Linked DNA regions of Homo sapiens: region 1 is linked to region 2. A link is a loop called in an ENCODE intact Hi-C map of the cell type or tissue named here. Cell type or tissue: adrenal gland. All regions are shown on one strand. Each heading gives the region's core, and the rest is flanking DNA. Links, peaks and the distances in the headings are about the cores only.

Region 1 (11,291 bases), core at 1,389-9,388, 820 kb before region 2:
TCTGCAAACAGGGACAATTTGACTTCCTCTTTTCCTAATTGAATACCCTTTATTTCCTTCTCCTGCCTGATTGCCCTGGCCAGAACTTCCAACACTATGTTGAATAGGAGTGGTGAGAGAGGGCATCCCTGTCTCGTGCCAGTTTTCAAAGGGAATGCTTCCAGTTTTTGCCCATTCAGTATGATATTGGCTGTGGGTTTGTCATAGATAGCTCTTATTATTTTGAGATACGTCCCATCAATACCTAATTTATTGAGAGCTTTTAGCATGAACTGTTGTTGAATTTTGTCAAAGGCCTTTTCTGCATCTATTGAGATAATCACATGGTTTTTGTCATTGGTTCCGTTTATATGCTGGATTATGTTTATTGATTTGCATATGTTGAACCAGCCTTGCATCCCAGGGATGAAGCCCACTTGATCATAGTGGATAAGCTTTTTGATGTGCTGCTGGATTTGGTTTGCCAGCATTTTATTGAGGATTTTTGCATCGATGTTCATCAGGAATATTGGTCTAAAATTCTCTTTTTTTGTTGTGTCTCTGCCAGGCTTTGGTATCAGGATGATGCTGGCCTCATAAAATGAGTTAGGGAGGATTCCCTCTTTTTCTATTGATTGGAATAGTTTCAGAAGGAATGGTACCAGCTCCTCCTTGTACCTCTGGTAGAATTCGGCTGTGAATCCATCTGGTCCTGGACTTTTTTTGGTTGGTAAGCTATTAATTATTGCCTCAATTTCAGAGCCTGTTACTTGTCTATTCAGAGATTCAACTTCTTCCTGGTTTAGTCTTGGGAGGGTGTATGTATCGAGAAATTTATCCATTTCTTCTAGATTTTCTAGTTTATTTGCATAGAGGTGTTTATAGTATTCTCTGATGGTAGTTTGTATTTCTGTGGGATCGGTGGTGATATCCCCTTTATCATTTTTTATTGCATCTATTTGATTCTTCTCTCTTTTCTTCTTTATTAGTCTTGCTAGTGGTCTATCAATTTTGTTGATCTTTTCAAAAAATCCTGGATTCATTGATTTTTTGAAAGGTGTTTTGTGTCTCTATCTCCTTCAGTTCTGCTCTGATCTTAGTTATTTCTTGCCTTCTGCTAGCTTTTGAATGTGTTTGCTCTTGCTTCTCTAGTTCTTTTAATTATGAAGTTAGAGTGTCAATTTTAGATCTTTCCTGCTTTCTCTTGTGGGCATTTAGTGCTATAAATTTCCCTCTACACACTGCTTTGAATGTGTCCCAGAGATTCTGGTATGTTGTGTCTTTGTTCTCGTTGGTTTCAAAGAACATCTTCATTTCTGCCTTCATTTTGTTATGTACCCAGTAGTCATTCAGGAGCAGGTTGTTCAGTTTCCATGTAGTTGAGTGGTTTTGAGTGAGTTTCTCAATCCTGAGTTCTAGTTTGATTGCGCTGTGGTCTGAGAGATAGTTTGTTATAATTTCTGTTCTTTTACATTTGCTGAGGACTGCTTTACTTCCGACTATGTGGTCAGTTTTGGAATAAGTGCGGTGTGGTGCTGAGAAGAATGTATATTCTGTTGATTTGGGGTGGAGAGTTCTGTAGATGTCTGTTAGGTCCACTTGGTGCAGAGCTGAGTTCAATTCCTGGATATCCTTGTTAACTTGCTGTCTCATTGATCTGTCTAATGTTGACAGTGGGGTGTTAAAGTCTCCCATTATTATTGTGTGGGAGTCTAAGTTTCTTTGTAGGTCTCTAAGGACTTGCTTTATGAATCTGGGTGCTCCTGTATTGGGTGCATATATATTTAGGATAGTTAGCTCTTCTTGTTGAATTGATCCCTTTACCATTATGTAATGGCCTTCTTTGTCTCTTTTGATCTTTGTTGGTTTAAAATGTGTTTTATCAGAGACTAGGATTGCAACCCCTTCCTTTTTTTGTTTTCCATTTGCTTGGTAGATCTTCCTCCATCCCTTTATTTAGAGCCTATGTGTGTCTCTGCACGTGAGATGGGTTTCCTGAATACAGCACACTGATGGGTCTTGACTCTTTATCCAATTTGCCAGTCTGTGTCTTTTAATTGGAGCATTTAGTCCATTTACATTTAAGGTTAATATTGTTATATGTGAATTTGATCCCGTCATTATGATGTTAGCTGATTATTTTGCTCATTAGTTGATGCAGTTTCTTCTTAGCCTCGATGGTCTTTACAATTTGGCATGTTTTTGCAGTGGCTGGTACCGGTTGTTCCTTTCCATGTTTAGTGCTTCCTTCAGGAGCTCTTTTAGGGCAGGCCTAGTGGCGACAAAATCTCTCAGCATTTGCTTGTCTGTAAAGTATTTTATTTCTCCTTCACTTATGAAGCTTAGTTTGGCTGGACATGAAATTCTGGGCTGAAAATTCTTTTCTTTAAGAATGTTGAATATTGGCCCCCAGTCTCTTCTGGCTTGTAGAGTTTCTGCCGAGAGATAAGCTGTTAGTCTGATGGGCTTCCCTTTGTGGGTAACCTGACCTTTCTTTCTGGTTGCCCTTAACATTTTTTCCTTCATTTCAACTTTGGTGAATCTGACAATTATGTGTCTTGGAGTTGCTCTTCTCGAGGAGTATCTTTGTGGCATTCTCTGTATTTCCTGAATGTGAATGTTGGCCTGCCTTGCTAGATTGGGGAAGTTCTCCCGGATAATATCCTGCAGAGTGTTTTCCAACTTGGTTCCATTCTCCCCTTCACTTTCAGGTACACCAATCAGACGTAGATTTGGTCTTTTCACATAGTCCCATATTTCTTGGAGGCTTTGTTCGTTTCTTTTTATTCTTTGTTCTCTAAACTTCTCTTCTCGCTTCATTTCATTCATTTGATATTCCATCACTGATACCCTTTCTTCCAGTTGATTGAATCAGCTACTGAGGCTTGTGCATTCGTCATGTAGTTCTCATGCCTTGGTTTTCAGCTCCATCAGGTCCTTTAAGGACTTCTCTGCATTGGTTATTCTAGTTAGCCATTCATCTAATTTTTTTTCAAGGTTTTTAACTTCTTTGCCATGGGTTCGAACTTCCTCCTTTAGCTTGGAGTAGTTTGATCGTCTGAATCCTTCTTCTCTCAACTGTCAAAGTCATTCTCTGTCCAGCTTTGTTCCGTTGCTGGTGAGGTGCTGTGTTCCTTTGGAGAAGGATAGGTGCTCTGATTTTTAGAGTTTCCAGTTTTTCTGCTCTGTTTTTTCCCCATCTTTGTGGTTTTATCTACCTTTGGTCTTTGATGACGGTGATGTACAGATGGGGTTTTGGTGTGGATGTCCTTTCTGTTTGTTAGTTTTCCTTCTAACAGTCAGGACCCTCAGCTGCAGGTCTGTTGGAGTTTGCTGGAGGACCACTCCAGACCCTGTTTGCCTGGGTATCAGCAGCGGAGGCTGCAGAACAGCGGATACTGGTGAGCACCAAATGTTGCTGCCTGATCGTTCCTCTGGAAGTTTTGTCTCAGGGGGGTACCCGGCCGTGTGAGGTGTCAGTCTGCCCCTACTAGGGGGTGCCTCCCAGTTAGGCTATTTTGGGGTCAGGGACCCACTTGAGGAGGCAGTCTGTCAGTTCTGAGATCTCCAGCTGCGTGCTGGGAGAACCACTACTCTCTTCAAAGTTGTCTGACAGGGACATTTAAGTCTGCAGAGGATTCTGCTTCCTTTTGTTTGGCAATTCCCTGCCCCCAGAGGTGGAGTCTACAGAGGCAGGCAGGCCTCCTTGAGCTGCGGTGGGCTCCACCGAATTCGAGCTTCCTGGCCCCTTTGTTTTCCTACTCAAGCCTCCGCAATGGTGGGCACCCCTCCCCCAGCCTCGCTGCCACCTTGCTGTTTGATCTCAGACTGCTGTGCTAGCAATGAGTGAGGTTCTGTGGGCGTAGGACCCTCTGAGCCAGACACAGGATATAATCTCCTGGTGTGCCATTTGCTAACACCATTGGAAAAGAGCCGTATTAGGGTGGGAGTGACCCGATTTTCCAGGTGCTATCTGTCACCCCTTTCTTTGACTAGGAAAGGAAATTCCTTGGCCCCTTGCACTTCCCCGGTGAGGCGATGTCTCGCCCTGCTTCGGCTCACGCTGGAGGCACTGCACCCACTGTCTTGCACCCACTTTCCAACACTCCCCAGTGAGATGAGCCCAGTACCTCGGTTGGAAATGCAGAAATCACCCATCTTCTGTGTCACTCACGTGGGAGCTGTAGACTGGAGCTGTTCCTATTTGGCCATCTTGGCTCTACCCTCTCCTGGCTTTTTATTAAACAATAAAATTAAAATGGAATTTATTTCATACTATTCAGGTAAAATTGGTTATATATATATATATCTCTTATTTAGCTATAAATAAACCCAGAAAGGAGGATCTGACAGGTTGGATGTCCTCCCAAGACTGCTAGAGACCAAGCTTTTCTCACAAGGGTGCTTTAATACAGAAAGAGATAGAGATGGCAGCAAATGGGATAGAAATATTTTTGTTTTAAGACACAAAACTTACTGTATGTAACCAATACATTTTAAAAAGTGTATAATAATAAGATTTATAATAATAGAGTATATCATATGTAAAGCCAGAAAAAAAATCCTTGGTTTACCTGTTTGGATTGTTTGGAAACTAACACTTCAACAAATAATCCTTTGAAATCAGAATTCTATCATTTTCATTACCTCATTTCCCCAAATGGAAAACTGTCTTTTTAACATTCTTACTTTATTAGATAAAGTATGTGATGGACATAAAGATTTTATCCCTCCTTAGGTACATATAAATCTTGTATTTCTGTTGCATTTCACCTACCTTAAGAAAAAAAAAAGAAAGAAAAGTAAAGTAAGAAAAGATTGCAGAAGCTTTGTAGCATTGAGAAAATGCATTATAGCATTTCAGAATATTTTGTTTGCTTGACTGAGAGCCAGAAATGATTAAACACTAAAATACAAATAAAATGTTTCTCAATCCAAATAGATTGGAAAAGATTTTCTGTGTTCCAATACAGTATAATTAACAAATGCAATAATGATTTTTGCCAAGGATTTATTACATGAATTTCATCAAAATGTTGATTTAGATCATTTGACCCATTAAACCCAATTTTAATTTTATATAAAAATTTTGGAAGTTTGTATATCTTGCTAATTTGATATGAATATTAGAGTATTATAGTTAGTCTAAATTTTTTCTTTCATTTATTTTTATTAAAAAAATATTTAGGTGTGCGTTCTCACTATGTTTGTCCAGGCTGGTCTTGAATTACTAGTCTCAAGTGCCTCCCCCTATCTCAGCCTCCTAAAGTGCTAGATTACAGGTGTGAGTCTAAATAATTTTGATTTAGTGTATTTAATACGTAATTCATTCACGTAGTTCAAAACTCAGAAACTTTAGAAGGTATGCAAAATATAAAAGTCTACCTTCTGTACATGATCCTTAGCTGCTCAGGGCCAGTCACCTCTATAAGTAACCACTGTTAGATTCTTATGAGTCATTCTGGTGTTATTCTGTATGAAAATGAGCAGATACAAGTACAGACCAATGACGCATTCCATTTCTCAGTTTGCTTGTCTTCTCTGTAGCAGTGACTGGCACTTACCACGCTCTGCATGTAGAAACAGTTACCCCTTGGCCTTTCTCCTGGCTTTCTCCTCCCTCTCTAGCACTCCTCTCCCTTCTCCCTGGCAGGCACTGTTTCCTCTGTGTCCGGTACAAACCAGTTCTTCTGTTTTCACATGACATATTCTTCCTGAGTGATCTCATCTATTCCCATCAGGCATAAATAAAGGTATTAGCATCAAAGCCATTTGTGGATGAAGAAAGTCTTTTCAGAAAAGATGAGTCTGCAGAATAAGGAGGAGACTGTTAGAAAAGAGCAACAGTAAGGGGATTTCTAAATGGAGGAAACAGCATATAGAAAAGCTAAATGGATAAAAGAGGGGCAAGACCACAAATGGAGTTACCAGCTCAATGTCTAACCTAAAAGATATTTGTTGCAAATGATGAACCAAATAATGAATAATGTTCAAGGAATATTTTTTACCAAAAGTAATTATTTCGCTAAGTCAACCATACAAATTGTGGAAACTGAATGAAAGGAAACTAAACTAAAAGAACTGAGTCTGCGTGCAAAGCAAAATGTGAATAAAATCGTAAATGAACACATGCTCTACGAGGAAACTAGTTTCTCAGCCTCCTGGTCATTGCCAGCATACTACTCTGCTTAGGTCACCTCTATGTGTGGAAAGGTCATCCAGACAGCTTTGCAGATTGGCAATTTGTGAACCTGTCTCAAGATCTATAAAACATATTGCAGCAGAACTTCAAAGCACACTTTGCCACATGGGTGGGAGACCTTTGTTTCCTTTTTTTTTTTTCTGCTTTTTAAGTCTGTAAACCATAATAAGGGCACATCAAAACCCTGTTGCTTTCTAATGTAACACAACAATGACATATTAAGTAGTATGAAAAGCATTAGCTTTCTTTTTGGATACCATTTTTTAAATAAACATTTTTTTTCTTAGACTTGCCATTCTCTCCGCTGAGAGAATAGTCTTCCAAAGTTGCAAATTCTTGTTCAAAAGCCAGAAGGAAAAGAAGCCATTCTGAACATACTTTAGCTGAAGAACATTTCTGCCCCTGTGAGGACAGCGTTCTGACTACCTAGATCACAGGATTTTTGCCTTTAGCAGAATACTTTTTGTTGATAAACCTTTATAATCTAAATTGATTGTTTCCATGTCTGTAAGATTCCCTTAGCTATATCTAAAAAGGACTAGGAAGAAACCCGAGGAACTGGTTCCTACTGCAGGAACAGACTGTGGTCATTGTCCTGTCACTTCATTTCCCTGGATTCCATTATCTTCCACTGTGCTAACATCACAGAACTGGTAAGAGAATCAGGTAAAATAAAATTACTTTTAAATCACAGATGCTATCATACAGGTGTAGGAATCTTCTAAACTTGGACCTACCTCTTGTTTGGGGTGATACCATACTTATATTTCTTTTTATCGCAATGAGATGGCAATAGCAGAATACCAATAGATAAAGCATTTCATATTCCCTTAATTCTCTGTGTGGTGCAAATGATAAACAATAGCTAAATTGCCTCCAGTTCTCTGCCTAAAGGTAGGACTCTTCATCCATCTGTCCTGAGCTCCGGTACCAAGGTCTCTCAGTTGGCAGTTGGGGAATAGATGACAAAAGCTTTTTTCCAAAGTTTTACATCCAAGTCAATGTGGGGAACCCCCACATTAAAAAGGGTAAATTCTGATTCTTTTTATCCTTTCCCCAGGGCAGAACTATGACCTCAATGAGAAATACAATTATAGCTTCATTGCAGGAGATTTACAGATATTACCCACATATTCTCACTATAAACATGTAGCCTCTCTTTCAGAAAAGGGCATGGTGACCATGGCATACTTTCCTGAAGAACAATGGTTTTGACCTAATGATCTTCAATGAGAAGAAAAAATGATATGGAAATGTCAGAGGTCTCAAGCCAATTTGGAAATTTTCAGGAAAGTGTTCTCATAACAAGAAGTGGCGTGGTATAATTAGAAAAGAGTTGTCCTAAAGTGAGATCTGAATTCTTGTCTGGTTACCCCATTTTGTTCTGTGTAACCTTTGTAAGTTACAACACTTGCAGGCTCTGCTTCCTTACCACCAATGCATGCCTACAATCTCTAAGCCCGCTTACAAGGCCAACACACTATGGTTTTTCTAATCATAGCTGTCTTTAATATTTTGAATCCTGATGTAACTTACTGGAGGGGAGAACAAAATGAAGTTTGAGTCTCTCAATGTTTTTCAGTGAGTTTTTAAAAACTGAACTTTTTAATCAGAGAGGCAAAATTTTAGTGGGGCTAATAAAGGCCTGACAATGACTTTCTTCTTTTCATTTAAATGTGGGAGGATGCTATCTGTATATGGGCTAATTTTGTCCACCACTGAACCAGAACAAATCCAACAAACTATGCCTGAATGTCTATCTCAGTGAGACTGCAAGGGCCACTGATGAATCAGAGTTAAGATGAGAGGAGATGAGGTCTCTATATCAAATGGATGATCTGTTTGTATCTAAAAGCCACTGTGTGCATAGGTCATGTTTTTAAAAGGGAAAAATATTCTCTGGCTACTTTAAATCCTATGAAGCAACTTTGGGGTTTCTATTCAACAGAACAAAAGGCAAGAACCAAGAGTTTTAAGTTCAGTTCAGACTTCAAATATCTGAGCATCAGCATGTCAATAAATACAGGCTAAAGTCACAGCTTCCCCAACATCACTGTCTCTCAGTTTACATACAATGTAAAAAAAGAATTTGATACAGCATCAGTCAAAGGTTTATCAACATATTATTTTAAGGTAATGAGATAAGGAGTTAAGTACACGGAAGTCATCTCACAGAAAGGTCGAATTTAACAACAACTACAAAAAATATGTTTTGATTTTCTCTAGACAAAGTCAATCTTAGTAAATTCAGATAAACAAAAAATAGAAATAATAAAAATCAACTGCAAGTCCAGCAATCTGTTAATATTTCCATGAGTTTCCTTATATTCTTTTTTCATGAATATATGCCTCCCAAAGTGCTGGGATTACAGGAGTGAGCCACTGTGCTGGGCCTGAGTCAGTTCTAAAGAAGAGACTGCAGCAGAAGTGGCTTGGCATGGCTTCCAAAGCTAGATCATGACAGGCTTCATGACTGAAGTAAAGAGTATTCGCTTTTCTTTGCCACACTTTCCTTATCTGTGAGATGAGAAAACTAATACTATCAATTTCATAGAATTATTTTTATAATATCATGGTTAATATACATGAAAGCCTTATCACATGTGGCTTGTAAGCAATATAAAATTGCAATCTACTATTTATTAAGTTGATTTTTTACTTTTTAGAAATTTCTGCCTGTATTTGGTATATATTCACATGTGGTTAAAGCTCTGCAGGTAACCATGAGTATTTTCTTAGAAATTTATAAACATAGAGTTGCTGGATCAAGATGTATGCATTCATTCAGAAAACACTGTCGAACTCGATTCTCACTTTGGAGTGAGAAACTCTGTTCTATAAAAGGCACATGGCATCAATTATCCTGATTTTGTGGGTGGATATTCCCATCACTTCTAAATCAGCTTTCATATTTTTATTAAAAAACTAGAAATAAAAAAGCAAAACATACTTGAGTTAGCAAGAAATCTTATGAACTTCTATGTCTTTTGCTACAGAACTAACAAGACAGAGTTTTCAGTTATTTTGCATAAAGTATCTAATTATGGGCCTGGGAATGGATGTGAATACAGCATAAAAAGATGTTATAATGGCTGGGTGGCTCATGCCTGTAATCCCAGCACTTTGGGAGGCTGAGGCAGGCAGATCATGTATGGCCAGGAGTTCAAAACCAGCCTGGCCAACATGGCGAAACACTGTCTCTCCTAAAAATACAAAAATTAGCCAGGTATGGTTGTGTACACCTGTAATTCCAGCTACTCGAGAGGCTGAGGCATGAGAATCTCTTGAACCCAGGAAGTGGAGGTTGCAGTAAGCCAAGATGGCACCACCACACTCCAGCCTGGGTGACAGAGCGAGACATTGTCTCACAAAAAAAAGAAGTTATAATTATATATATATATACAAATATATACACACACACACATATATGCCTATAAATTAAAAGCCTATATAAGTCAGAGTGCCTTGAATTGCAATGACAGGTAACTCAACCCAAAACGACTTAAGAAAAACAAATTATCAACTTACATATCTATTCATATTAGCTCAGGCAAGGCTGGATCCAGTATTCATCAAATTTCACTCTGTCTCTAACGCTTGATCTCTTAGCCATGCTTTCTTCTATGTAACTTTGTTTCCAAATGGCCTATCTTCAGGCCAGAGCCCCTGAAATTCCCAGGTTTATGTCTTCCAGTTTTATAACATTATAGTCAAAGTTCTTATTTGTAACTGCTCACTCTGACCCTGAGGATTAAACAGAAAAGGAGTTCATTAAAAGACTACTTTGCAGGCTACAGAATTGTTGTAAAGGCCAGAGAACCTTGCTTGCAGCCAAATTTCCAATATGCACAGTTTAAAGAAACTACAGCCAGCACCACCACTGCTGCTGCCACCAACACTGAGGGCTTTCTTTGCACTGCTGGCAAGAGTTCAAATACTGCTGGCATCAAGGCCATTCCAGGCCGAGGAACTCAATCATGCAATCACTGCCACCCCCAAAGCCATACATCTCAGTTGCTATCCTCAACAAATAGTGCCCCAAGAGCTTCCTTCTGTAAGTTGTTGACTTCTCAATCTAACTTTACTATATCTGAGTGATTGGTGAAGTCATCTAACTCACAGATTTGTTTCCTATAGCGAAAAGGATGGGGATAGCAGCAAGTTTTCTGTGTTCTACCTTGGTGAGACAAGCCTCATTGGAGAAAATTCTCTGAAACTTAAGAATTTTGTTCAAAGTTGCTGGGCCAGAAAGCATGAGGAATGTCTGGAAGAATAGCTCCAGGAGAGAGAGAGTCTTTTAATGTATTCTGCCAAAACGCTCAGATCTAATTTTTATGGTCCTGGCAAAGGTCATGTATTACAGCTTAGCAATCACTCTCCTGATTTGGGAACCCCTGATTTGTCATATGCCCACTCCTAGAGCTTGATGTTGCAGCCAGTCCCATTTGAACTAATAACAGAACTGACAGTCAAGGAAGAATAGACTGTGACAGCAAAATCACCCAGCGTCCCCCACAAAACCCCGCCCTGGTCTTTACAGGGCTCCACCAAACCCCTGAGCCTGTCGTCTCTACCTGCTCCTCCCTGCTGTTCACTGAACTACAATTTGTGACTAATTCAGTCTGCAGACCCCTGGCCACACTGCTGCAGAGCCAGAACAGCAGCGTTATGCAAATCGTACCTATTCTGCCACCGGGGTTCTGGAAACAAAAGATACGGAGGTAGAAAGAGAGAAGAGAATTTCTTTGGAGGAACTACTCTGCGGGCAAATGAGAACTGAAGGGGCAAAAAACAGAAAGAATGAAAAGTTTGTTTCTTAAAGGCAGAGATTTGTTTTCCCTTCCATAAGTAGCAAAGGTTTAGGCTATCTACTTTCTTGTTCTACTCTAGGCACGTATTTAGGGCTCTTCGCAAAAGAGGAAGAAAGAAAAGCAGAAAGAGGTGAAAGAACAAAATGTTGATGGCTCTACTCAGAGCCATTACTGAGAAGGATGTGGCACCACCTCACACTGCTTCATATGCCTGTGGGTGTGTATATATGTATAATATAACATATACATACACCACGATGTTCAATTTTATTTCTTCTTGCACACTGAAACATAAGTGA
Region 2 (11,291 bases), core at 999-8,998:
AGAATTTTTATACTTACAACCCTTTAAAAGTTAAAAATATGTCATGCTTCCCAGAACATTATAGTAGTAGAATATTTAGTAGCCATTGATTGAGAAATTATCTAATGACTAAAGCAGAAGCTTTTGAACACATCCCAGTAGCAACTGAACAAGTCCACAAGTTTGAAAAATTGAATAGAAGTGAGTCACATTAATCCTTTTTAGGTAGTGCTTAGTATGCATACTCTTCAACTCAGTGTCTGCTCAGAAGTTTGCACCCACCCTTTCCCCATGTTCCCTCCTTCCCCCCTACAGACTTCCCCGAAGAATCGACATATTTCTTTAGCAGCTTCTTAATTCATAATACTTATTGGTTTTGCCCAGAATGCAAGCTAAAGCTTCTAGCTTGACCTAATTAGATTTTACCTTAAAACCACAGAAAGTTGGAGCTGGAAGGAATAATAGAGGTCATCTAGTTTTACCTCCTTAATTCCCAAATAAGAAAACTAAGACCCCAAGGCTTACAAGCAGCTGCCCTGGGGCACAGAGAATAGGACAGAACCAGGTTCTTCTGGTAGCATTCTGGTCCCAGTCTCTGCCTGGATCTGGTGCACAGAGCTACTAGGCCTGCATCTGGAGCACTGGTCACTCCAAACGGCTAGAAGTTTCTCCAGTATCAGGCTGTGTCCTGCTGCTAGCATATTATTTGTGTAACTCCTCTTGCCCAGAATCGATTTCTCCCCACAATTACTTGGTAGCAATTTAGTTCATCTTCCAGACTCAGCTAGAGTAAAACCTTCCCATGAAGCATCTTTAGACCCTCAAATAAGACACCCCACCTCTTTTGTGCTTCTACTGTAGAAATAATAAGAATAATGGCTAACATTTACTGAGCACTTACTACATGCCAGTAACATTACATGTTACATCTCACTTAATCCTCATAACATATTATGCCATAGGAAGTATTATTTGCCTTTAGCTTAAAAATAAGGAAATGGAAGCTTAGGGATATTGAGTAATTTGTATAAGTGTCAGAAGTGAGATGCTCCCTCTCACAGTGTGAGTCAAGTATCACACACTTAACCACTCTGTTATGTTGCTGTGTGTTGCACAACAGTTGTAGCACAGCATTCATAACATCTGAGCGTACTTATGTTTTGATGTATGTCTTTCACTCCCATTAGACTATAAGCACCTCAGAGAAAGGAATAATATTTTATCTGTCTTTTTCCTCCCCATACCTAGCAGTTTCTGTCACAGAGTATGTTCTCAATGTATATTTGCTAAATGAATGAATGCATGAATGAAATAATCACTGCATAGGTGGTTTTTAAAGTGCAGTTCCAAAAGAATTCATGCATAATGATCGTTTATAAGTGAGAGGGCAGAACTATTGATTTATCTGCGTGAATGATGACTTCCCAAAATAGATACAAACTGTGGCAAAAATGTCAGATAATAGAAGGCTTTATATATTAGCAGAAGCAAATATTGCTATAGGCCAGTATGGAAACTTCAGATTTCTTCCTCTCTCAATCCCTTTCTCTCTCCCCAGGCCCCTCCTTGTTAAGGAAGAACACAGAGGAAGCAGAGAACATGGAAGTAGCATTAGAGTGGAATCAGGAGAGCTGGACCCAAACCCTGCAGTCACTTAGCTTCCGGTGAGACTCTGGCATGTGAGATGACCTGAAAAAACCACTCTTTCCATTTCTTCTAAGCAGGGATATGCTTCTAAATGCTCTCTAAGGCCTTTCAGATGCAAACATTCTGGAATTCTAAAATTCACCAGGTGGTCTGTGGGCTGATCCAAAATGAAAGTCATTTAAAAAAAAGTCTGTTATTTTGGGCTTCCCCAAAGCATATATTTTCTATATTGCAGATTTGAAGCCGCATTTTAAAAGACAGAAAATAAAGATTTTAAAAATTAAAACTAAACCTGCACTTCTTTTGCAGGGGCAAGGCCCCCAAAGATTTTGCATTTGTGGTGGTGGAAAGAATTAGAACAGGCTAGGCACAGTGGCTCACGGCTGTAATCCAAGCACTTTGGGAGGCTGAAACAAGAGGGTCACTTGAGTCCAGGAGTTGCCTGGGCAGCAAAGCAAGATCCTGTCTCTACAAACAAATAAAAAATTACCTGGGCATGGTGGCATGTGCCTATAGTCCCAGCTGAGGTGGGAGGATCATTTGTTTGGGCCAGGGAGGTTGAGGCTGCAGTGAGCCATGATTATACCACTGCACTCAGCCTGGGTGACAGAGTGAGACCCTGTGTCAAAAAAAAAAAAAAAAAATTAGAAGAGTTCTTACATATAGGAGGGTTTTAGCCAGAAAAAGCAGGAAAGGGGCTGAGCTAATCCCCTAGCCCATCTTGGTCTACCTGTCTGTCACATGGAAGGGTGGGAGCTCATCAAAGTTCTTTTCTAGAGCAAACATTCCACGCTTTCATGTGCTCCTGAAATCAACGCAGGATCTCTCTTCACACAACCAGTGAGGGGGAGCCCCCATTTGGAAGCCCCTGCCACTGTGTTACTACTTCTTCCACTGCCTTTCTACTGATGTTGTGGCTTTGGTCATGTCCATCATCACTTTATGACCATTATAAGGTCAAATTCAATTGCTTCTGTTTTTGTTTGTTTGTTTGTTTACTTTGATCCCTATCTATATTTTTTGGGGGGATGCTTGTGAATTATCTTAGGAAAGGCAAATGCTCATGTATGTCATATTCTAGCCATAAATCAAGGGGTCTGCACCTATCTCTTACAATCAGAAAAATACAATATGTATGCATTTAACATGGGACTTTAGCCAGGCATGGTGATGTGCATCTGTAGTACCCGCTATTTGTGAGGCTGAGGCAGGAGGATCACTCGAGCCCAGGAGTTCAAGACCAGCCTGGGCAACATAGCAAGACCTCATCTCTAAATAAATAAATAAAAAGGAAAAAATAAATAAACTGGGATTTCCCTTGGAATGAGTATTCTTAATTTTATAAATAAATGATTTGGTTTGACACTTGAAATTATCTTCATTTTTAATTTTCATGATTTTTCTCATGAAATATATTTTGCTTTAAAAAATAATATAGTGTTTGAAATTAGCCATAAATGTCCATGATTTAATTAATATAAGGTGCTATGACATTTTTAGTGATAAACTATGAAAATCACAGCACACAAGTTTCCCATAGATATTTTTGGAGAAATTATGTCAGCTGTTCTTATAAAGCTTCCTTTTATCCTTTACCACTTTCCTTTTTAAACTTGCTATATATATTTACAGAACAGCAAAATTTCCCCACAAGATGTTTTAATTTGCATTTCTCTCAATGACTAATCTGACATACCAGATAGGAGATTCTTATTTTTTCCATCACAGTAAATGCTAACCAAGTATTTTGTTTTTGTGAATTGAGAAATCTAGCAATAATAGACAAGAAATAAAGAGTCCAGTGTTTGCATATCCTCTTTCTCAAGATGGCCATATTTTTGAGATTATCCTTTTTGCAAAATGGTAGTCCACGTTTCCATTTCAGTAACTTTGCTGTAATGGAAAGTCATACAAGTGTTGCCAGAATCAATAGTTTAGATTCTTGTATCTGTCTCAGACAGCAGGGTTGCTGTATACAATGTATTTCCATTTGATATTACCAGAGTTTCTTATTTGTAGTTATCTTTTAGGATAGTGTGATCTGAGTTTACTCCCAAAGTGATACATGATTTTATTTTCTTGTTTTTTTTTTTAAAAAAGAAAAAAACACATTTTCTCATTTGTAAAACATTGAGTAATTATTCATTTTTTTTGTCTTTGTACCAAGAAGAAGGAAGCATTTACCCATTTCTGTCTTATCTGTCACATTAGTTGGCAAGCTAATCCTCCATGAGCTTCCATTGGATGTTTTTCTCCCAGCTATTTATAGTCAACTAATGGTCACTTTTCAGGAATTTTTGTCTGTGTTCCACATGTTTGATTGTAACAAGGCAGTTAACTGGCAAGAAGTTTCAATGAGGAGGCCCCTCAAAAACTGGCTTCAGGATTTTCCATAACTGTTGCTGCTTAGAAACAGGACTTGGGAAGTATTCATTCTGCACTTGTCACCAATGACAAACTGAGGATCTACAATAAATTGAGGCATCCCCATATGAATGGTAGTCCAGGTTCCTAAATGTAGACCACATGTGTAATTGCACTGTTTCTGCTGGTATTTACACACTTTAAGTAAATCTTGCATCTGGCCAATGGGATACATCATCTAGGAAATCCCTCATGACTGTGAGAATGGAAACCACTAAGTTCAAAGGGTAGCCAGGAGCTGAGGCTGAAGGAAGGCAAAAACTAAAAAAGAGAAAAATATTTCAATTTGTGAAATAAATGAGACAAGCAAATTGCCTGACTTATTGGTACCTTTACTTTTGAAACAGTCATGAAGATTTCTTGGGAAGGTAGGCAGAAGGACCAGAGACTGAGAATGGGAGCAAGGCAGAGGTTAAACAGACATCTCCAGACTGAGATATGAGTAAAAACCATTTCCAAAGCTGGAGAGCGCAGGACTAAGTTGTCCATTCAGTAGCGTTTATTGAGTACCTACTGAATGTGTCACTGATTATATTACTATGCATTTCCAGCTCACTACTAAACAGATTGCTACTTTGCTGGCATTGCTGCCTTGAGTGGACAGGCATTGCTGTGTCTGTCTAGAACAGTACCCCTTCTTCTCTGGGGAATCATTCTTCACTCATTCCAACCATGTGGCTGTGTTGAGGGAGGCCACTCATCCTCCCTCTATGAGGAGTGGGTACCTAGCTCAGATAAGTCAAGCTTTATACCCATTCCTGCTTGCCACAGTGACTGTACGAGGGTGTATGACCTAGGTCAAGCCAATCAGAGTCCTTTCTCAGAATTTTTCTAACTGCAGCTGGTAGGGCAGATCCCTCTTTCATCCCTTGTCGTGAAATTGTCAGGATGTAAGCCTAAATCTGGCTATCATTAGAGTCTTATAAAGACAGCTGGCCTGGACGACCAAAGCTGACATTCAGAAAGAAGAGAAGTTATTTGAAGAAAGACACGGAGAAACATTGACCTGTTGGCTTTTGAGGTCTGTATCCAATCACCTGTAAGGTCAGATCCCAGGTATTCCATGGCATTATGTGGGCTGATTCACTTCTTCTCCAGAGAGTTAGAACTGTGTCTCTGCAACTTGCAACTGAGAATCTTGAGTATCCATTGAAATTTGTTCTTTTGTTAAGATGGTTGTCATGATAATACTAGAAGAGGTTTTAAATGGGAGGCCGAGGCGGGTGGATCACGAGGTCAGGAGATCGAGACCATCCTGGCTAACACGGTGAAACTCCGTCTCTACTAAAAATACAAAAAATTAGCCGGGCGTGGTAGCAGGCGCCTGTAGTTCCAGCTCCTCGGGAGGCTGAGGCAGAAGAATGGCGTGAACCCGGGAGGCGGAGCTTGCAGTGAGCCAAGATCGCGCCACTGCACTCCAGCCTGGGTAACAGAGCGAGACTCCGTCCCCCGCCCCCACTGCCCAAAAAAAAAGGGTTGAAGAGGAAAGGCATATACTGGGAAGATGGAGGCAGAGGTAGTGTGGAGAACTGCATTCCCAAGTCTCGGCCCCAGGAGAAATCACCAAGCCCTCAGTCAAGAGCAGAGAAGGCAAGGGCCAAGCCACAAGCCAGCGATTATAATCTGACAAAAAGAAGAGATTGCTGGTTTACCATTCAGTTGCTGGATCTGTTCTGAACTAGCGTAGATAATAGCTTATCATGGTTAGGCTATTAATGCATTACCAAAGCACAAATGCTCAGGTCTATTTTCTGAATCCTGATTTGATATTTTGTAGTTTAAGAAGTCGCTCTACTCAAATAGTGCCAGCATTTAGCTCATCTGTCTTCTTTTCAGATTAAGCAGAAACCAGACACCAAAAAGAAAAATAGTAAAACCTTGAATATCCTGGAAGAGGCAGGAACAATAGAATGGAATAGATGTTAAGCAACAATGACACATTTTAGGCCTTGTATTGATTTAAAGAAAGTAACTAAAAGTAAGTAAATATTCATTGGAAGATTAGTAACTGCAAATAACTGAAAACCCAACTCAAACTGGTTTGAGCATGACAGATAAATTATGCTTTACATCGTTTATGTGGGGGTGTTCAGGTGACATTGACTTGGGTCATATCCCTTTCTCTGTAATTCTCTAGGCTTTTCCAGGTTTTCAGTGAGGGCTTCTCTTAGAAAACACATGCTTCACTTTTCTTTGTTTTTGTACAAGCTCTGTTAAGACTAAGCTTGCCTTTTTATTTTATGATCCTTCTGAAGACCACAGGCATTCTAACCCATTGAGTTTTGTCAGGTTTTCTAGTGCTACAGCCTCAGAGGGCATGTGGTCACAATCCCTGTGTTTAACCAGCTGATGTGCTATCACATGACAATGATCGCCAATTTCCCAGACTAGAATAAAGGTCCACTACCTTCTACCTAATTTTCATTCAGCAACCCTGGCAATTTACAGTCTGTTACTTTCAACTCCACATTCTTGGGAACAAATTCTGGGTCCATTAAGATGTATTTGGTTGGAAGTAACAGAACATGCAGAGTAACAGAACATTCAGCTTAAGCACTGAAAGTGCTTTATTGGCTCATGTAATACACAGTTTGGCTCACACTGGTAATACCAGCACTTTGGGAGGCTGAGGCATGAGGATCCCTTGAGGCCAGGAGTGTGAGAACAGCCTGGCAACATAGTGAGACCCCATCTCTCCAAAAATAAACAGTTTGGTGGTCATGTGGCTTTAAGCCTGGTTTCATCAGGGCTCTGGCTCCACTTCTCTGGAGTGCTTGGCTGTGCCCCTTCCCTGTGTTGGTTTGGGTTTCAGGCTGGCCTCCCTCATGGTAGTGGCATGGCTGCCAATGGCTAACAAGGCTACATGTTTCTTGTTTACAAATAATTTCTTTCTAAATTTCACAGTTTTTGTGTCATATTAGTGGAGAGGCAAGGGAGTTCTGGTCCACAACTAAGTTGTAGGTAATAGTTCCCCTTCCCTACATAGTAACCTAACAAAATGTAAACCCTTCGCAAAATTAGGAGACAGGAAACCTCAGCCCACTAATTAATTTTTACAAGCATTTTTTTTTAGGGCACCTGACACTAAGCAGGTTTTTCTCTTATTAGACCCTAAGACCCATTTTTAATTCTTCTTGCCCTCAAATAGAACAATTTTCTTGTTTCCAGATTGATGTCTGACAGCAAGGAGGATGTACGGTGGTTGGTAATAATAGGAAGACCTTGGGAAAGGGGCTGTGAAAGGGGCTGTGTCGTAAAGAACATGCTATTATCCTACTTCTTCCCTTATGGCCTATTATGGGCTAAATTATGCCACTCACTCTCACATTCATATCTTGAAGTCCTAATCCTCAGTACCTCAGAATGGAACTGTATTTGGATATAGGAACTTTAAAGACGTAATTAACTTAAAATGGATTTTTTAGGGTGGGCCTTAGTCCAATATGACTGGCATACTTATAAGAAGAGATTAGGACACAGGTAACATCGACAAAGGAAAGAAGACGGCTATCTATAACACACAACTTTCTTCCTTCTCTCTTCTCTTCTCATCCTTCCCTTAGAATTATCAGTAGAAAGAGGAACAGGTCATTCTTCAGAGGAGAAACAGCTACTGGGACAATGTTACCACCCACCTTACGCACACACCCTGGAATTTAGAGACCTGGTTGTATGAGGATGTCTGCTCCTTCACTTCTATGCCAGCTCTGCAGAGGGTCCCTCGACACCACTTCACACCCAGGATAGTCATATTATAGACTCATAGATCTTGTTACTCTATTTTTGCTAAGGCATAAACACATCATAGTTTTCAAGTTGAATTCAAGCCAGTTCCTTAAGAATGAATTTAGGTATTGGAATAGTTTATGTATAAACCTGCGTTTATTTAGTATGTCCAACCACATGTTCAATTGGAAAGGAAATAACAGGTTATGAGGAAGATATAGTCAGAGGAGTACCTATAAATATGCTAAGGCAGAGGCCTAGCCCTCTTCTCTGTGTCTGTGAAATGTGCAGAAATGTCCAGGAGAAGGCCTGGGGGAAGTCCAGGGAACATGCTCCCTCCTTCCTTAAATAAATTATGGGAAATTCCCAAAGAAAAATAGCAGAAGGAGGAAAATTTGGAAAAGGCAACATAAATAACTCAGAAGTCACAGCAAACAATATTAGATTTGATGGTTCAAGCTTATAATTCTCTCCCCAAAGTGCCATCCTTTGAGAGCTTACATGGAACTATGTTTAAAACACCGCCTTTTCTGTCACTCTGCCCTTTGTGATTTAAATGCCACAACTAAGCAGAGTACAACCTGACACCACCTCAGTCTTGACAACAGATCAAGGACCACAGCATCTGCTGCTGGGTTGGGTACAGCTGTGAGTTCAGCTGGTGGACAACCAGTCTAAATTGCTCATGGCTGCTGTCTCAGAAGAGCTCTCACTTCTCACCCAGGCAGCTATCCTGTTTCCCAAGCTGCTCAAATGCCCAGCAATTTGATCATGTGATAAATATAAATAAAGTTTTTGGTTTTCCTCATCCTTCTTTATTATGAACACTGGGTGAAGCCAACTTAAAGGAATAAGTGTTCACGGAAAAAAATAGTTATTGTGTTATCATTGTACAAAAAACAGGTGGGTGCAAATTCCTCACTTAATTGCTTTGTTTGGTTTGGTTCATTTCCTTCCACCCAGACCTTCTCCCTCTCTCCATAATCTCTTTTGTATTCTGCTCATAGATCTAGGCCCTCGTCCCCAAAGAAAGAAAGCTAAATTGTTTTTAGATAAAAGTGTCATCTGCCTCCCTCAAAATGGGAAATTCAATCATACAAATGATCGTACAAATGACTGCGGAGGCTGGTTCTCCATTTCCAATGTGGTGTCACTTAGAACGAGATGTTCCTCAGCATCTGTTGTGCACTATTATGGAGGCTGAAAGCCCATGCCACCAATCATAGCAAAGGACACCCAAAGCTGCTGGACTCCGTCCTCAAACAAATTACTTCAGGCTGTAAAATCTTAATTGTCAACAGCAACCAAAAGAGCAGATTGCATTTGGGAAGTCCAACGTACCATGCTTGGAGTACAAGCCAGAGACAGAAAATGGGAGCAGGGACTTGCTGTGTGGTCAGGGGACCAATGAGTGCCCCTTCTAACTGTGGACTCCTCTGTGAGGTGAAGGTATACGGGATCTGAGAGCCACAAGAGGAGAAGGGTCACAAAGCTTGGTTTCATGTCAGCTGGCCTCAGCCAAACCTCTACCCTCTCATTCCAACAAAATATTTTCCTGCGACTGCTGCCCTTCTCTGTTGGATATTGTTCTTTAGGTACATTTAGAACATGTTTTAAAGGTCTATCCCTTTTAGTAGATGCAGTTTAAGGACAAGTTTAATTTATGAAATACATATATCATACAGTCTTATGATTGAAGGAAAAAGGACTAATGATTTGAGATACCTGGCAGAGAATAATTCAGTGGAAATGTACAACAAAGTCATTCTAATGTGCTCAGATAACTATTATCCCCACAAGATGGCAGACAATAAATTAAAGTGCATCAGCTTTTTCATTTGGCATCCACAAAGATGGTAAAGGGAAAGGGAATAAATATTTACTGCATATCTGTCTGGGGCCAGGTCTCATTGTAAAAGATCTTCATATACATTATCTCATCAAGTCCTAGAAAACCTTGTTAGGAATTATTATTTCCATTTTTACAGGTGACGATATTGAGGCTGACACTACTTAAATTGCCCAAATTTCTACAAAGAGAGTGAGTGAAGTAGAATCTGACCTAGCTGACTCTGTGTTCTTTTCATTACATATTTCAATTTTGGTTATACGACTTTAAGAAAGTAGATATCAGTAAATCTTTCCTACCTTGGGTCCACTTGATTTTTAGAGTATGTGCTATATGGAAATATTATGTCTTTGGAAGCAAATTACTCATAACTCAAGTAATATAAGTTTCTCCTCAGTATTTCCACTTCCACAGTCTTCTCTTCCCTTTTCCTATTCGCATGAGCAAGAAATTTGTAATAATAGAGTAAAATAGTAATGCTAGGAAATATGTGATCATAGTCCTCAAAAAAATACTAAAGTTCTAGTCCAGGGGAACCCATGTAATTCCTCCCTTCATTGAAAATCATGAAGATCCCATGGGTCATGACAGCAAATGAAAGTCATGAAGAGAAATACCAAAAAAGAAAAACCCCAACACACACACACACACTGATGGTTTGGCTGGCTTGGCCACTGCTCCAATTGCTGGTATGGGTCTGAGGGTTTGATTGAGAGAGCCCAGGGCTTACATAGCTAAGGGACAAATAAGCCAGCTTATGCTCTGCAGGAAAAATGTGGAAAAATCAAGGCCAAAGGGTTAGAGGTAGGATAGAAGTTGAAGGTGCAGAGACAAGTGGTGAGAGTCTGATAGAAGCAGAGATCAAGGCAAGGTCAGGGCAGGAACAACACTGAAGGCAGTGACCACAAACAGCCTTGAAGCATTGGTAAATCTTTCCCATGTTCGGATTGCTCAGTCTTTCAAGTATAGTGTATGTAATGTGGGTTGTATGTGGTGGAGTGGACAAGTACCTAGGATGGAGAGCCACAAAAATTATCCATGCATTCTATATGGAATTCTTCTTCTTGTTTTTATCTTATTTTAGGGTGACTCTCCCCAGTGCCAATAACCAACACCTCCATTCTTCTTTGCAGAGAAAGCACTTTATCCTTTTCCTTTCTGTGAGGTTACTCCTACTGGACCTCTTCCTGATGCATACATGCTATTGCACTTCTATGTTACACATTTTCTTACCTTCCATTTTCTGCCATGTTTTCTATTATCTGTATTATTCCAAGTGCGATTTACATTTTTTTACTGAGTACTGTAGTCATTCATCTGTCTCCTTTTCATAAAAATCCCTAAAAAAAAGTTTTAATAAATAAAATATATTTTAATAAATAAAATAAAAAATAAACAAAGTATTATTGCCTGTAAAGACAGAAAAACTTAGAACATCAGCATTCAGATAGTCCTGTAGCCATGGTGCCCAATGGAAACCTGTCCTCTTATACAAACATTCCCTTTTAATATTATACAAAAAATCTGGTGTATTAGAAGTCCCCCTGGAAAAACAAAGTAAGCACTACTATAAACTTGCTTTGCAATACCTAGGCAAGGGACATTGTGACTCAACTTTGAATTATAAAACACTGAAGGACAAAAATTGTTGGACCTGCTGTTGCAC

What was found. A loop is a pair of places that touch in the nucleus more often than their neighbours do. Peaks named below come from ENCODE experiments on the same cell type or tissue, not always from the same donor. Only the 100,000 strongest peaks of a DNase experiment are listed, where the experiment ranks them.
Region 1: a loop joins it to region 2, with 8 times the contacts of the local background. A loop is called at or near these places in 18 of 110 quality-filtered maps.

The regions. Positions count from the first base shown.
Region 1 is chr5:109,450,172-109,461,462 of GRCh38, reverse strand. LOC105379117 (a long non-coding RNA gene) reads right to left here and starts at 10,019. Exons shown (of 8, transcript XR_001742838.2): 1 at 9,710-10,019; 2 at 5,544-5,787. In adrenal gland, for the core only: no CTCF peak of the experiment used is centred there; a DNase peak (open chromatin) is centred at 5,591; H3K27ac peaks cover 271 bases.
Region 2 is chr5:108,627,079-108,638,369 of GRCh38, reverse strand. No RefSeq gene overlaps it. Among named protein-coding and RNA genes, the nearest start is that of LINC01023, 96 kb to the left of the region's middle. In adrenal gland, for the core only: no CTCF peak of the experiment used is centred there; no DNase peak of the experiment used is centred there.